Linked DNA regions of Homo sapiens: region 2 is linked to region 1. A link is a contact called in ENCODE Hi-C or POLR2A ChIA-PET data. All regions are on one chromosome and are shown on one strand. Each heading gives the region's core, a stretch centred on a gene start or an enhancer-like site at or near the end of the contact. The rest is flanking DNA. Distances are from core to core; before and after follow the strand shown.

Region 1 (3,092 bases), core at 358-2,857:
ATTCTATGCACTTCATTGATTCAACAGATATTTATAGCGAACCTTATGTGCAAGCATTGCTCTAGGCACTGTGGAAGCAGTAGCAAAAAAGACAAACAAGGTCTGTGCCCTTAATTATGTTTATCTTTGTTTATTAAGTCCTTAAAACACACCTATGTAAATGGACATAATACCAATGTCCTAGAAAAAAATGAAACCACTTGAGCCTCAGGGTGGTGATATAACCTGCTTGAGGTCACAGACACAATTAAGTGGTCATGTCAGGATCCCCATGAGGATCCTCAACTCTCAAGTTTTGTTCTCCCCATGTTCTTGCTCTGTACCTCACAGCCACCTCTCATTGACAGGGAGGAATTCTGGCTGCTCACCTGACTCTTCAAACTGCCGGTTGTGAGTGGCCCAGGAGTCCTGGATCTGCAGCAGGCTGTCCTCCATGGCCTGGATGTCAGCATCAGGGCAGTTGCATTCAGGGAAGGTGGGGCTGCACTTGCACCAGCAGTCATTCTCCTTGCAGACGAGCTCACCCTCAGAGCTGCATGTGATGTAGCTGAGTGCTGCAGCTACAAAGCGCTCACGCAGATACTCAGGCAGCAGCACCTGAAGGCCTGGGGAAAGGATGTGTCAAGGAATCTCTGGGAAGAACCAGTGAGGACTCAGTTTCCCATGCCCAAGCCTGCAGGAATCCCAGCTGGAGTTCTGCTGACTTGTGCATCCTGGGCCCAAGCATGGGCACCACAGGGCCTAATCCTGCTGAGCTGGTTGGGGGAGAAGGCTACTACTGCCCCAGTGACAGATGGGGGAGGATCTGAAAATGCAGATGGGAAAATCAAAGCCCAAGGCTTAGCTAAACCCCTCAGATCAGCCAAATTGAGAGCGTGCATATCATAAGAACAGGCTTATTGGCTACACATCAGCATTTCTGGGATGGAAACAGGAAGATGTTTCAGATAAAAGAAGAGCTTACAGCCCTCTTGGGTGAGAAAACAAGGTTTGATGGGCTTTTTGCCCTGCCTCCTGTAGCCATCCTGTTTATAGCTTAACTGAGATTAGCAGTAGGCATCCTAGGACATTATTGAATTCTGACCCTTCTGGGCCTCCCCACCCTAGCTCTGATGACCAAGGAAGCTGTCCTGGTTAAGAGATAGGAACAGATATTGTGGGGATACAGTGCCCAGGTACTATGTTGAGTACTTTTTATATATGATTGCAAATAACATTTGTGCTCATATTGAGGTTTTTATAGGTAAGGAAATCCAAGTCCTAAGACCACAGTGACCTGCCCAAATCACAGCATTCATAGAATCTGCTTAGTGTCAGATCCTGCCCTTGTCTCATCAGCTAATACTATATAACTGGGACTGGCTGTCCTATTTCAATAGGATTTAACTCTGAAGAAGATTTGAAGGTGGGATGGTGGTCAATGCCCTGAGATCAGTCATGCCTGGATAGATATGAATGGCTCTCAGCTCTCTTCCAATTAACTTCTGATCTTGGATAGAATGCACTAAATTGCTCTGAGCTTCAGTTTTCTCACCCAACTGCAGTAACTACCAGTTTACCTACAGCAGAACATACTCCTAGTTGGCTTCAAGCCACTCACAAGGCGGCTGCTGGAAGCTTACCAAAGGATGAACAAAGGGTAGGCATGCCTTTGGATGCAGTCTGGGCCACGTTCGAGGTCAGATCTGCAGGAGGCTCCCCAGTAGCGACACTGTGAGACCTTGTGCCAGGAAAGTGAGGAATATGAGAACTTCTGGATATGGTGAGCTCCTCTTTCCTCAAACGTCTGCCAGCTCTTTATTTTTAGGCCCTTGACCTTGTCCTTGGCAGGAAACCAGAGAACTCAAAGTATGTATCCCAGTCTCAGCAGACCTCAAAATATAACTTAAAATTGCTAGCAGCAGTGGGTGTTTGTTGTTCTTTCTTGAGGTCTACCTCCAATTCTGTACTGCCCCTAAATTTTCCTTCCTTGGCACTGTGCCTACTGTGGCATTTGAGTGGTTCCCCTCACACACCCAATCCACATGCTTGCTTTCAACACTCACCCTCTCCAAGTCCTTTCATTTCACCTCCCCCATCACTTCCCTCCTCCTCACCAGAACACTTCCCATGCTATAAAATCAGTGCCCCGACAAATGTCTGCATGAGTGTTGGGGTATAAAATTAAATAGCATAAACTATTCCAAATGAACAACTAGACATTTTGAACTTCACTCACTGCTACTTTCCAGACACAAACCCAGCCCATCCAGGGACATCAGTGAAGAGGAATGCTAATTGCCTTAGGTAGCTCTAAATAAACGAGTTTTTAGTCCTCTTTCTTATATATTTCTTAATTCCTAAAGCATTGCTGGGTCGCATTTGACTCAGGTTGCCTGGAATTTGTAATCGTAGATCCTGAGTGAGGGTTATTGATTTTGTAATGCTGAGACAATAATATCTTAAACAGAGTACAATTCAGTTAGGCCTTGAGAAAAATAAAGTTTTCCCACTGAATCAGTTTGCATAGCCCTGCCCCCAGGATGCCTGCAGGGAACAGACAGCAAGAGATGCACGTCTCCCCTTAGCCCTCAGCCTCCAGGGTTAGTGTGGTTTTCTTTCCTTTATCTTTCACAGTTTTGCTTGTTCTGTCTCAGATCAAAAGTCTTATTCTTCTCAAACTCATCTCCTGACTTTGAATTGCCCATGTGCAAGATCACAGACAAATAACAGAAAGCAGGGGCCACCTTCAAACTGTGGTTCCAGTAAGTAGTGGTCCCCCACTTTGTACAGATCTTAGTTGAGCTGGAGATGGTAGTCTTCTAACCACTCTGTAAAGGCCAGCTATTACTCAATGTGTCTTTAGGATAAAGCAGAGGGTTTTCTGGGAAATGAAGATCGTTGAACTAGGTAAAGGCTTCTTATAAGGATGGGTATGCTGTTTCTTATAGGATTGTGACAGAGGACTTGAGATGGAATGTGAAGTGGGATGATTGAGGTGTCATGTGATATAAGCAATGGGTCTGGGGTATAGGACAAACCATACCAGAAGGTTTCTTAAAACATGATGGAAAGTTGTTAAATACAGGTTCCAGAACTTGTGGTAGTTCTTG
Region 2 (3,092 bases), core at 275-2,774, 170 kb before region 1:
AAAAGGCACCCGTGGCATCCGAGGGTGCTAGCCTTTGGATGCCTTCCTCCTAGCCATCACTTTGTAGTGCTGTGTTTGGCTGGGACTGAATCCACACTCTGCCATTGCTCTCCATTATTGCTTCTGGGCCAGCCATTCAAATTTTCTGCATTTCTGTTCCTTCTTCTATATCAAGAAGGTAACAATATACAGAAGCAGAAACGGTGGGCTGAAAATGCCATTTTATATTAATGTATTAATAGATATGAAAGCTCTTTGAGAAAGTAGAACACGACCTTATCCACAGCAGGAAGTTTGTTTTTGTTTCTACAAAGATTGTCAAAGCAGGAAGTTTGACGGCAGATCCTGGCAGGTCTCCGCATTCCTCTGTCTCTTCTGCCTCTCTCTACACTAAATTTGAAGGATATTCTATAAAGATGCATGTTTTAAACAATTCCTAGTCCTGGCCCACTAGACTGAGCCCGAAACACCTTCAACCCTAACAGAAAACAAACCTTTACCTAGAAGCTCAGGAACACTGAGTGATCTGTCATTGCCCTTTGAGAGAGGCAGAAGCTGGTAGCAACGAGGATGTTTTATGAGTGACAGGGAAGGCAAAATGTCTGTGAAGATAAATGGTATTTATTAGATGAGAACGTTTAGGAAATTCCCAAATATGGGCAGTGTATACAGCAGGAGGTAGTCACTGCCTTTGTGCTTCCTGAAGAATGCAAACCTGCTTCAGGATCACATTAGATAGGATGGTGTTTAGAGGAAATGATTTTTTTTCTTTTTTCTTTTTTTGGCTGTTGTTGTCTGGAAATGGGATTTGTTCCTTGTATGGTCCCAAGTAGTCCCAACCACACAGACACACAGACATGCAGACATACATAGAGATACAGGTACATAGGCACACACAAGTGCACACACAGACCCATGCCCAGATCACAAAAGATGCACTTAAGTAGTATTCTTCTATTTTAAAAAATATTTAACAAATGTTACAGAAGGAAAATAAATAGATAATATAAGGCAAAATGAATTCTTAATTCCTTAACAAGGAAGAAGGGAAAATGTATAAAATGTTGACATCAGGCCCAAGGCCAGTGATGAGGGTTGCCCCGCTGGTCCCATAAATCCCATGTAACAAGACAGAGATTACCGGTCCTACAGCATTTCATTCTCACATGGTGTCATTTCCATAAACACAGTATATAAAGAACACAATGATGAGTGCTAACTCAGGTCATTGGGGAAGAGTCAAATGTTAATAAAGAAGGTTTGGCTATCAAATTGAAGTTTTAAAACTTGTCTCAAAAGTATGTTACAAAACTGCTATAAATAAATAAATACACATATATGTATGTGTTTATAAATATATATATGAATAATTACTTTTCTTCCAGTATTTCTCCATCAGCAGGAATCTAGGCTGCTGAGTAAGGAGGGACATGATCCTTGCATTCACAGAGGCACTAACTGTTCTTTTGTGTGTCCTAAATGATGTCACTGACATGCCTTTTACCCAGCCACACCCAGGTGCTGCTGGTGTACAGTTCCGGCTTACTGGACAATTTTAGTTCAGGTCACCAAAGCCACCTTCTGGCAAATGAGTCTTTGTAATTGAGAGAATTTCCATCAGTATTCTATGCCCATAAATAAGAGGAAACCCTCTACTCTAAAGGGAAGTAAAGCTCATTTTCTAAGTCTGTTACCTGTGGGTGTTTTAACCCCTTGCCACCTCAGACAACTCCTAATATTCCAATCTCACTATCTCCTTGTGGCTATTTAAATTTGAACCCGCTCCTGGTTCTCTCTGAACTAGAAATACTGAAGCCGTGGTGACAACTTTATTAAACTCCTTCTCCTTCACCTGCAGAGGGCTGTCTGCTGAGCCCCATGGGCAGCTGCAGAATCATGAACATCATGCCAAGAACAGATTTCTTAAGAAACTTTTTCCTGTGGGAAGAAAGATCCCTCTTCCCTCCTTCCAAAACCAAACAAAAAGCAAAACGGACTCTGCTTGCCTGCTTAACCTTCCCACCCATCTACCTAATCTGTTCTTTTACCATAAGTTCTGTGACAAGAACAGGCACCTGACTGTTAGCTGGCTCAGGGTGAGCTCTCATATTCCATAAGGGTCCCTTAAAATCAGTTGTAGCCGAGATTATAACCAAACTTGGATATTCAGGAGGTTTGGCAACAGACCTAAATCCCTCATGTAAACTTGCATTCCTCCTGCCCAATCCCATTCCCCAAACCTGCCATCACACACATAAAACACCTGCATATCACATGGAGACACCTAGGCACCCTAGGTCTCAATAAGAGTTCAAGACAGCTGAGGTTGCACATATTTACTAATTGATTCACTCATTAATTCAACAGAAATGTATCTCTGGCACTGTGTAAGGTGCTATGAAGCTTCAAAGATAAAAATGGTAATGTCTCTGCCCCCAGTGAGCTTTAAACTTTGACTGTGACTTGGGATTAGATTACACCTAAATTTTCCATGATGATATTTTCAGGGGCTCATTAAAAGGGGGGCACAGATGACTGATTTAAAGGAGGACAGATAAAATTGAAGGATTGGAAAATGAGGACTATTAGGAAAAGCTAGAAGAAGCACTATTATTTAGCACAGAAGGAAAAAGCTGAAGTGATAACTTAATGAGAGTATTTAAGTGTATAGAGGATGGACTCCATTATGGTTCTATCATCCATGAATTTATCTAAAACCCTTTTTGAACCAAATTATCTTTTTTAAGTTTGCGCTAGCTCTTGGAGTAATGAGTTCCTTATGTGGACTGCCTGCTGTGTGAAATAACACATCCTTTTGTGTTTTCTGAAATTTCTTCCTCTAAGCTTATAGGAACTCCCAGTAATTCTGAGTTTCCAGGATTTAGTGAGTAAGTCCCTCTGTCGTGTGCCCTCTACCTGTACACTGCTTGACTTAGCAGGCTTCTTTTATATCCTTCCTCGAGCCTCTGTTTTTCTGAAGATTCTTTGTTTTTCCTTATAGAGAAGACCATCAAAATTTGTTATCAGATTGGCTACACATTTTCCTGAGATTTCTCTATGTCTGGTGTGTCTTTTAGGGGGTGTGCTAAAAC

Evidence for each region. Hi-C counts contacts between places; a loop is a spot of excess contacts on that map. ChIA-PET counts read pairs that join two places held with the same protein, here RNA polymerase II (POLR2A). Pooled maps may share reads with other maps.
Region 2: a loop to region 1 is called in a map of gastrocnemius medialis, with 2.2 times the contacts of the local background. The contact joins two enhancer-like sites. A Hi-C loop is called at or near these places in 3 of 168 maps with a recorded cell type or tissue (esophagus muscularis mucosa, gastrocnemius medialis and psoas muscle) and 3 of 50 pooled maps. POLR2A ChIA-PET finds 5 or more read pairs at or near these places in 1 of 52 experiments (T-cell).

The regions. Positions count from the first base shown.
Region 1 is chr1:177,273,711-177,276,802 of GRCh38, reverse strand. BRINP2 (BMP/retinoic acid inducible neural specific 2) reads right to left here. Exons shown (of 8, transcript NM_021165.4): 6 at 369-605. Among named protein-coding and RNA genes, the nearest start is that of LINC01645, 76 kb to the left of the region's middle. Within about 2 kb of position 1,607, at least 8 of the 41 ENCODE cell types and tissues checked have a DNase peak (open chromatin) inside an H3K27ac peak, as active enhancers do; they include gastrocnemius medialis, where a contact is called at or near this core.
Region 2 is chr1:177,443,608-177,446,699 of GRCh38, reverse strand. No RefSeq gene overlaps it. Among named protein-coding and RNA genes, the nearest start is that of LINC01645, 94 kb to the right of the region's middle. Within about 2 kb of position 1,524, at least 2 of the 41 ENCODE cell types and tissues checked have a DNase peak (open chromatin) inside an H3K27ac peak, as active enhancers do; they include gastrocnemius medialis, where a contact is called at or near this core.